2 separate regions of the Mus musculus genome follow, and region 1 is linked to region 2. The links are chromatin loops, found by intact Hi-C in ENCODE. Cell type or tissue: heart. All regions are shown on one strand.

Evidence for each region. Hi-C counts contacts between places; a loop is a spot of excess contacts. Peaks named below come from ENCODE experiments on the same cell type or tissue, not always from the same donor. Only the 100,000 strongest peaks of a DNase experiment are listed, where the experiment ranks them.
Region 1: a loop joins it to region 2, with 2.5 times the contacts of the local background. A loop is called at or near these places in 10 of 42 quality-filtered maps.

Annotation. Positions count from the first base shown.
Region 1 is chr17:45,746,443-45,751,442 of GRCm38, reverse strand. F630040K05Rik (RIKEN cDNA F630040K05 gene) reads right to left here. Exons shown (of 5, transcript NR_152153.1): 2 at 2,087-2,224. Among named protein-coding and RNA genes, the nearest start is that of F630040K05Rik, 14 kb to the right of the region's middle. In heart, a CTCF peak has its summit at 2,808 (motif pointing left); DNase peaks (open chromatin) are centred at 2,182 and 2,842; H3K27ac peaks cover 2,334 bases; H3K27me3 peaks cover 702 bases.
Region 2 is chr17:45,803,655-45,808,654 of GRCm38, reverse strand. The region is part of intron 1 of Gm46607 (a long non-coding RNA gene); the gene reads right to left. Among named protein-coding and RNA genes, the nearest start is that of Gm46607, 17 kb to the right of the region's middle. In heart, a CTCF peak has its summit at 3,079 (motif pointing left); no DNase peak of the experiment used is centred here; H3K4me3 peaks cover 908 bases; H3K27ac peaks cover 1,804 bases; H3K27me3 peaks cover 4,854 bases.

The sequences.
Region 1 (5,000 bases), 57 kb after region 2:
CCAACCATACTTGCCCTTGGGGGTTGGGGATGAGGCAGCTTGGATCAGACTCTGGGAGTGGGGAGCAGGTGAGATCGCAGTATCAAGCACCTTTATTAATTCCCAGGGAGCGCCCTTTAGACCCTCCACCATCATCCCATTGGTACCAAGCAAGTGAGTCCTCCAAGTGGCAGTTCCCCATTGGCTGTCATTGTCTGTGTCACCACTCTCTAGGCTCTCAGGCAGACTTCAGTTTGGCCCTCATGCTGAAGTTACCTGGGAGGCTGCGCAGCACCTGACTTTATGCAGAAGCAGCCACCACCTTGTCAGTGAGGCCTGCTGTTTCTCCTACAAAGAAGTAAATACAACTTCCAGGAAGTTCCTATAAAGAGAAGGGAGAGCTCCTATTTCAGGATGTCTTTGTCCTTCATGCTGGCTAGAGTGCCAGAAGCCATCTGGGAACTGTGATGACCTTGGAAGTGGAAAGCTAGTAGATCAATAAGAGACAAGACTGGGATCCTCCCAGCGCTTAACCATTGCATTACCCCAGGAGTGCTTACCTCCAGGGTTCAAGCACATGAGTGAGAACATGCATCTTATGTAAACCAAACATTAAATGATACAGCCTTTCCTCCGGTGGACCCCCAGGTAGAGCTCCCCTCTAGGTCTGGGACCCTTACCTGGAAAGAGCAGACCCTTCCTCACCTGGCTGATGTGGAGACTCTGGCAAGGAACGCCTCTTCTGTGCATGCCACATTATTACACCAGTGGAGGGTGAGGAGCAGAGAGGCCTGGGATGTGCGTGTAGAAGAGGAAATAGGACTCCCTATCTGGAACACCAGCCCTAGCCCCTGGAGACCCAAAAGACATCTTAAACCCATATCAGCATCCTTGGGATGTAGGGTAGGGGAGTGGGGGGACCTGCTGGGATGGCAACAAACTGCAAACCCATTGCTTAGCAACCCTTGTGGAGGGGTGCTGTCAGCTCTTATATCCCCCAACCATGTCCCCATTTGCCCAAAGGAGCTTGCAGAGGCCAGGCAGGATAGCACAGGCACCACGGAGGACAAACACAAGCCCAGGAAGAAAAGGGGCTGAGCTCCTGTTGCCTGAGGAAGAGAAGGCTCGGGCAACATTGAAGCCACGTTGGGCACGTCATTGAAACAGATAGAATCACTCCTCCATACATTCCTCATGTTAAAGTCTGAGTGTGACCGCCATGACAGTGAGTAAGGATGAGGGCGGGGCAATGGGGACGTCACATCTCTGGTGGAAAAGAGAAGTAGTCTTTCATTAACGTCAATATAATCAGGAGATCTCTGGTTCCTGGGGGAGAATTCCGACTTCCCAGGAAAGGGTACTTGCTGTGAAGAAAGATGTAGATGTAACAAGATGTGGGTCAAAGTCCAGGGGTGAAGGAGCAGCCTCAATGGTCCAAGCCTGAGGCCACTTTGCTATAGACCTGCGACCAGCCGGCTTCTGGCTGTGAGGTCAAACACATGGGGGATGGGGGGTGGAGGGTGGGAGGGCAGGGGTGTCTTGATGTGGAGTTTAAGAGCCACTTACGACAAATCACCTAACTTCTTTTTACCTTTCTTCTGTTAAAGAGAAAGAAAGAGACAGAGACAGAGAGAAAGACGAGAGAGAGAGAGAGAGAGAGAGAGAGAGAGAGAGAGAGAGAGAGAGAGAGGGAGAGAGAGAGAGAGAGAGAGAGAGACCGGGCTCAGTGGACAGATGTAGGAAGACTAATTGTGTATGCCAGCTTTGAGCCTGGCATCCAGGTCAAACTACAAATATTCTCTAATGGAGCTTGACATTTTTTTCCTGCCTGGGCAGAGGTTTGAAAAAGATGCTCTGACTTCAAGTGTAGAATTCCCTGTTCTGCAGTCCTGTGAATCTCTGAGTGCAGTTCTGGGATGAGGGCTGGGAGTGTCCTGGCTGACCCAGGGGAGCCTGGCCCACACCTAGGTACGACCCAGTTTATGCCCTCCTCATTGTGAAAGGAACTTTGTTTTTGCCCAGCATGTGCTCCCAGCCTCGTGGGCAGCTTTGGGATGACAGGTGGCTCTGCCAGCATCTCTGACCTCTTTCTTCTCTGTCCCCTCACCTGGAAGCAGGCGGCCGGCCGGCCGCAGGAGCCTCTCCAGCTGACTTCTGCCTCACACCTCCAGTCTCCTGACAGTGTCACATGCTGTGAGAGTTGGCAGGGCTACAGGGCCCATGGATGCCAACACAAACACCATTCCTGTGGAGGGAGAAAAGCCCATGGGGGTTATTTTTAACCTGTTGATCAGAGGCACAGCCCTGGCCCTAGGAGGCCTGGGTTTGGGGGCTCTGAAGAAAGTAAGCTAGCTGCCAAGCATCCCTCAAGGACTTCCAAGGGCATGGGACCACAGAGACCCTAAAGATGACCTAACATTGATGGAGAAGGAGAGAGGAAGGCACAGCTTTGTAACATGTCCAATCTTGCCCACTACTTTCAGGTGGGACAGAGCCCAGACAGGATGAACATTCACCTAGAGAGGACTCTCTCCAGTTCCTGTATTCATACCCAGGGAGACTGAGACCTGAGAGGGCCAGCTCTTACCCCCTTGCCTCTGTCTACCTATACACCTGGAATCTGACATTTCAGCGAACCAGCATCCAAAGCGCCATCCCAGGGTCAGTCCTTGCCCTGGCATCCTAGTAAAGGCATCCTTGCTCTGCCCTCTTCCGGTTTGCACTATGTCAATCAGCTACCCCCCAGTATCCTCAAGATGTAGTCCCAGTGGCTAACTCACCATGCAAGGAATTTCCTAGGTGCCCAAGCAGCGCCCCCTAGAGGCCAGTGGCAGAGCAACGGCCAGCACCAACATGGCTGGAGGCCCAGTGACGTGCGGGCCAGGACGTGCCTGCGTGGGGGGAACAAGACCGGGCTTCTGCCAAGGGCCTGGTGCTGCCTGCTCCTGAGCCTGTGATCGCCAGAGGGGGTGGTGAGCAGACAATGGACCCCATGGCCCAGCCTCCTGGCCTTGGCCCCTTGGGCTCGGCAGACAGCCGCCTCCACTGGTCCCTCACGTAGCCCACGTCCTGCCTGCTGAGTGGCCCTTATCACCCAGTACGTGTCAGGAGCCCATATCCAGGCTGTGGGGAGGTAACCAGGGGCCCAGGAGGAGTTGGACCAGTGGGAAATACATTCCTGTCCTCCCCAGGAAACCTTAGCCCGTTTGGCCAGGTCCCAACTCTTGATCATTCTTTTCCCTTTAGATGGAGAAGGTAGGATGGGCAAGAAGACATGGAGGCCCACATTTTCCTGTGAGCACTCTAGGCCACCAGTTCACAAATCCCCATCAGTCCTCATAACAAGGCCTCATAGGTATTGCCCTTTATTATCTGGAGAAACCGAAGCACAGAGATATTGAAAATCTCAACCACACAGCTGGTAAGAGCTCCTACCTCATGGGTGTGGTAGCTTGGAGATCTGACAGAACAGGCTGAAAACTAGATACAAGGTGCTCTGGAAAATAAAGGGCCTCTCTGACCCAGGGTCTCATCACCTATGGAGTGGGTACTGTGACATAGATGGAAATGTGTGTGTGTGTATGTGTGTGTGTGTGTGTGTGTGTGTGTATCTCTGTGTCTCTGTGTGTCTGTCTCTGTGTCTCTGTGTATCTGTCTATGTGTGTCTGTGTGTGTGTGTCTTTGTGTGTCTGTGTGTTTCTGTGTGTATATCTGTGTGTGTGTCTGTGTATGTGTGTGTATGTGTCTGTGTGTCCATGTGTGTGTCTGAGTATCTATGTATGTGTGTCTCTATGCCTATGTGCCTATGTATCTGTTAATGTATATGTCTATATGTGCGTGTCTGTGTGTGTGTGTTTGTGTGTGTCTGTGCATGTGTGTTTGTGTGAGTGTGTGTCTGTGTATGTATGTGTGGGTGCACAAGCACATGTGCCCATATTCTTGAGCACACACGCATGCTTCCTGAGTGCCAACACCTCCCTTCCGTAGTAGAACTTACCACATCCTCCTGTTGGTTGATTAGACTGCCCTTTGCCTGGCCCACAGAAGCCCACTGTCTGCCCCCATCCCTAAGTCCAAACCCACAAAATAGCTCCATCCTGGCATACAAGTTTAGCTTCAAGACACCGATGTACCCCACCCCACCCCTCTCTAGGCAGCCCCTGAGGCACACCCAGCTCATGCTTCTAACAGGTAGCCTTCCAGGGGCTTTGAGTTCTCACTGGCTTCTCCCCAGGAAACTGAAGCACCTGAAGTGAGGCCAGACAGGAGAGGGGGCTGGAGAGTCTGACCCACGGGACAGTGCATAGTCAGATGCAAGCAAGGTGATGCAAACCTCCAGCCCAGACCCGTCTGCCCCTGCGAGCTATATGACTTCACTTGTCCGAGGGAGATCACTTTCCCCTCTACATTCCAGCCTTGTGAGGAGACGACACCACATCTGTGACACACCTCCCCAGAGACCAAACTCTGCCTACGTATTAGAGCCACAGTGTGCGTGGGTGGGCAGGAGGACATGGGAGCCAGACATGGACGTCAGAGAAGGAAGGAACCAAGGGGATTCCCCACCGTGCCGTGGGTCCCGACTGAGAGGCACACAGGACAAGAGAGGCTGAGGGGCAGAGTCATGAGCCGTGCCCAGACTGCCGCCTTCCCTGCAGTTGCCCTAAGCACTGCAGAAGTGGCAAAGAAGACAAGCAAGGGTCCTGGGGCCAACTCCGTCTCCAAGATTATAGCGGAAATAGCCTGCGAGATGAGACGCAGCTGGTCCTCATAGAGGGTCCTGGGATGCTGGGCAGACACAGAATTTCCTCAGGGAATGCAGCCTGGCCCAGGAGGCATTCCTTTCTAAGCAAGGAGAGAAGAGAGGTCTGTCTTCAGGAAACTTCCACCCTGCCGGGAAGCTATGTCTAATTTAGCTTTGTTGAAAAGAAAAGAAATCACAGCTCTCGTGCGCTCAGGGAAGCCCCAGCATCAGGAGTCTAGGTCGGAGGAAGCGCTTATGCATTTGGGCATTGCTACCA
Region 2 (5,000 bases):
CTGGTCAGGGAGGTGCTAGGTGACTCATCCCCTCCCAGGACAAGAAGCCAGCTCTTGGCTACTTGTTAGAGAGCCACTCAGGGGTGGGGCAGGTAGACAACCCTTCCTGGGCCCCACCCCCAAGCCAATCAGGGCAGCATCTGGCCACGCCCCCACATCCCTCACCTGTGCCCTTCATCTAAACGGGGTTGGATGCCAGGAATCAAGAAAAGACTAGGGCAGGCAGCCTCACCTCCTCCCAAGGCAAACTCACCTCCACAAACCCGAGTAATGGGATACCAAAGGGTCCCCCATCATTACATCAATGTGGGGCCAGCCCTGAACCAAGACCCCAACTCTCCAACCAAGTTCTGTTTTTTTTTTTTTTTCCCATCTCCTTGTATTATTCAAACTCAACCACTCCAGGTTCCCAAGTAATCTAAGATCACACACATTCGTTGGATTTATTTTTAATTCTCTCTGACAATCATATCTTCCGCCCCCACCCCAACCCAAACAGGAGCATCAATGGTCTGCCTCTCCCTCCCTCAACCCTGACTCCTCTACAGGTCCTGATTCTGGCACTGCTATGTGATGGGCTTGCTGCCTGAGTACATGGATCCCCCACTGCAGCAGGACGGATGGATTGTGAACAGCTTGTACTTGTGGGCATGCCTAGGTCTGGGTGTGGGAGCCTACGGGGACTTCCTGAGGAGCATGCCGAGGCATCTGAAGGTGTCCCCCTTTTCTGTCTCTTCTCCTAGACTTGCCATTATCAGTTCTCAGATTGTTGGGCCCCAGGAGGAACCACTTACAAGTGGGGTCAGGGACACCCAAGTCTCCAGCCCTGCCCAAGCTCCGCTGCCAGCACCCTCGAGACAGCTTTGCCCCACCCAGGCCACAGAATGGGGTGACAGGAGGAGGCAGCCAGGCGGCTTCCAGCTTCCTAGATGGGAGCTCATTACCGCAGCACTCAGTAGGTTGTGGGAGGGGGTGTGCAGCCAGGACTTGGCACTGACTACAAAGGGTGGGGGGCACCCCCAGCACTCCTGCTGCTGGCAGCAGAGGCTGGAGGAGGGGCTGTGACGTTTGGTGGCCTCATGTGGCTGGGAGGAAGTAGCTAATTGCTGACCTGATGACTGGGCGGCCTGAGGAGTGGGGTGATGATACCACGGGCGGGCGGGCGGGCGGGCGGGTGGCGGCAAGCACTCAGCCTAAGGAGGAGGCCTTCAGCAATAGGGTGGGTGCACCCTGCAGAGGGCAAGCCTGGGGTGGCTATAGTTAACAAGGGAGTGGGGGGGTTGCTGAGGCTGTGACCGTGGGAAAGGGCTTTCCAGGGCCTTCCCTCGGCTTCCAGGAAGAGTTCAGATGCCCTGAGGCATGAGGGGCCTTAGGAGGGGTGCAGGAGCAAGGGATACACCACAGTTCCTATCTCTGCTCCCCTGACTTGCTCACCCCACCCCCACCTCATCCCTGCAGCCTTGGATTCCTGTTTGGCTCCTTGAGTGGTCCGGGTTGATGAAGATTTCAGCTGCCCTGGGTGCAGAGCATACTAGAGGCAAGGAGACCACAGACAGGAGCAAAGGCCTTGGGAATGGCTGAGGCTGACAGAAGGCTGGCAATCTGTTGAGATGCTCATGGGCAGCCAGGAGACCAGCAGGACCACTGCACCAAGGCACACTTGACTGGCATGAAGCTTGGGTACCCAGATCTCAGAGCTCCCCCAAACCTCACTCTCTCCACAACCTAATTGGGAACAGGTAGACGCGGCCTTCAAGAGCCCTGGCCAGGACCAGGGACAGATTAGAAGGCTTAGAGGATGTGGACGCTCTTCTCCAAACTCCCAGGCTCAGCATTCCAGAGCACCTCCACGCTGGATTCCTAGAAGGAGGACCCATCTGGAAGGCAATCCTCCAGGCCCCTGGCTCCTCCTGTGGTCAGGAACACTCACTAGTACAGGCAGGGATCACCAGCGCTGCTCTGGGAGAGACGAGGCCTCCAGCAATCCACAGAGCCTGCTCCAGGGACAATCAGGCATGGTTAGAAACAGATGCTAACCCTGAAACTCTCTAAAACGCCTGGTAAAAATCAACCCCTGACCTCAGGAAGTTCCCAGTCTGGTGGGAAAGATACACCACTCTCAGCTCTGCTCTGATGGACCAAAGCTTGCTTCTCAGTCTAAGGGGCAGAGACTCCTGCCCTCAGGGAACTACGAATATCCTGGATTCCAAAAACATGTTTTTTGGGCACAGGGAAAGTATCTGGATTGCCTGCTAGAGGGGGTGGAAGATATCCAGTTAAGCTGAAGAGAAGGCAACAAATATCCTAGCATAAGTATATCCCATACAGCATTTGAGATATACTTATACTTAGCTTCATTCTATGTAACTGGATAGCCTGTGTTATTTGCCAAATAACAAGCAAGTGTCCAGCTTGAGAGAGACAGACAAACACAGCTCCTCATGACTACTGTATATGTGTGTGTGTGCGTGCAAGTTTGTGTGTGCTTGTGTGTGTGTGTGTGTGTGTGTGTGTGTGTGTGTGTGTGTGTGTGTGTTGGGGGAAGCGTGGTTCCTGGGGCTCAGCTGTAGCAGTTTAAAATTCCTTCCAGGCCAGATCCCTAATCCTCCCGCACAATGCTGGCCTTCTCCCCCGCCGCCCACGCCCTCCCCGGAGGGGCCATGGCAGTGCCACCGGGGGCCTCTTTAAGCCCCTTTGAAGCCTCCAGAGCGCGCACCGCGGGAGGCCCAGCCGCTATGCCAGCTATGCCAGCTATGTCCCCGCTGCCGCCGGCCACCACCGCGCCCCCATTAATGCGGGCTAATCTGGCTAATAAATAAACTCCCCTCCCTGAGGTAGCCCCCCGCTGGCTCCTCCCCTTGCTCTCCCGAATTGATTCAGAGCTGGGCCAGAACTCGCAGCCCCTTCCTTCTGCACTGTGACTTGACACCTGTCGCATCCCAGCCTAGGAGGAACTGCAATGCACTTGCCCGACTCTTCTTCAGTGCACCTGCCTTCGGGTGGCAAGACGCCCCGGAACTTGGGGGGGGGGGAGGATAACCGTCTCAGGGCGCCCCCTGCAGGTGGGACTGCTCCCCGCTGCAAGGCTCCCCAAGGGAAGGCCAGGCCGAGAGCCCTGCCGGCAGGTGACCCTTGGCCTTCTGCCGCGGGAGTCCCTTCTCCGTGGCCTCTGCCGCCCCCTGCGTCCCTGCGTCGATTCCGAAGGTGACTCACGGCGGAGCAGCCATCGCCTCACCTCGTACATCACACCAGAGCGCATGAAAAGGGAGAAATTACAGGACGCTGGGCCACGGCTGATGCGTTCTAATTACCCACCGCCGCTGCCATCCGTGGCCTCAGCAGCACTGGACCAAGGGGAGCTGTCATTGTCATTAGCCCCATTCCCCTCATTCCAGGTCCTAGAACCTGCACCCTGCCCTCATGACCCCTTTCAAGTCCGCAGCAGCAGCAAAGGCTCCACCTGCCGCCACTTCAGGGGCTGTTCCATACCCTATAGGACTGTCCTCTGACTGTGCTAACCCTGGCCTGGAGGTGGGAGACTTGGGAAGCCCAAGACTCACCCGGATTCACTTTCTCTGCTAGTAAAGAATAGTGAACAAGGCCCGATTTCGTTGACAGGAACAAGAAAGCCTAGGGGAAAGTTCAGAGAAGGCCATGTGAGAAACGACATTGTCCTTGTTTTTCTCCTGGGACACAGAAGACTGGGGAAAGCCCTCCTGGTCAGCTTTAGCTCTTACTGGTGGCTGTGAGGCAAGCACCATTGGCTCTTGTTAATTACCCTCCTGTAAAAAGTGTCATGCCCACCTCTCAGGCCTAGAGTCCCTCTGCTGACCAGCGTTAGCCTGTGGACTCAAGGGGGCCAGCGAGGAGCAGGGTGTGCGGTGTGAGCCACAGAGCCTCGGACACCCTGGTGCTCCTATCCCCGGGATCCCATCTCCTCTGTCATCTCTAGGCCACCCCATTTCTGGTGACAGTGATGGCTGGGTGTCACTTTAGCTGTGTTTCCTATCCTGAGTCCATGCTGTCTTGGGCTGCCATTCTCCGCAGGGCTGGCAGCTGCCTGCTTACCATGAGGCCAGTTCCTGAGGGCAGAACCTTCTCTGTCTCCCTCAGGGTGGACTTTCAGGGAAGCCCAGGAAGAGAGGCTTGTGTCTCCCCACCCACACAGAGGCTCCCAAAGAAGAGGCACTCAGTCTCCCCCATTTAGACTGGGACTCCCTGAAGACAGGTCGTGTCTCCTCAGACAGAGGCTTGCTGAGGACCAGAGAGTATCTTACATAAACTCAGGTTTCCTGAGGACAGGCCATGTTTCCTTCAGACCTGTATTCCCTGAGGACAGGTTATGTCCCTTCAGACCTGTACTCCCTGGGGACACATGTCCCCTCGGAGTGGATATTCCTGAGGACAGATTGTATCTCCCTCCAGATGGAGCTCACTAGACCTAATGGCTTCTCCCTGTGGATGGGACCTTTGCACTCCACCCTCTGGCTCCCTGTGGTGCACACACATCCCTCCCAGGACACCATTTGTCATACTCTGATGAATGAAACGTACTAAGAATAACTCAGTCCTTGTCTCTAAAGGACGGGGGAGGGGAGGGAGAAGGCTGGTTCTTGTAAAGGGTGAGGGGATATGACCCATCCATCCCATGGCCCAACAGCATTTCCTAGGAGCCCAGCTGGGCATTACAGGAGGCACGGGGTCCCCACAGAGCCCCCTGATTTGCTGTGTCTAATAGTTAGAATCATCGGAACATTGACAAGACCCGCCCACCTTTCTAGCCAGCAGTTGTCACCTTAGAGCCACCTTCTGTGCCTGGACACAAGCTCTCTCTATTTCTTCTCCTAGTAGGAGGGAGACAGAAACTGGGTGCCAGCTTGGATGGTGACTGTTTTCAGTGGGCATGAGGAATCCCTCCCAGATGGCTCTCTCTCTCTCTCTCTCTCTCTCTCTCTCTCTCTCTCTCTCTCTCTCCCCTGTCCCCCTCCCCCTTCCCCATC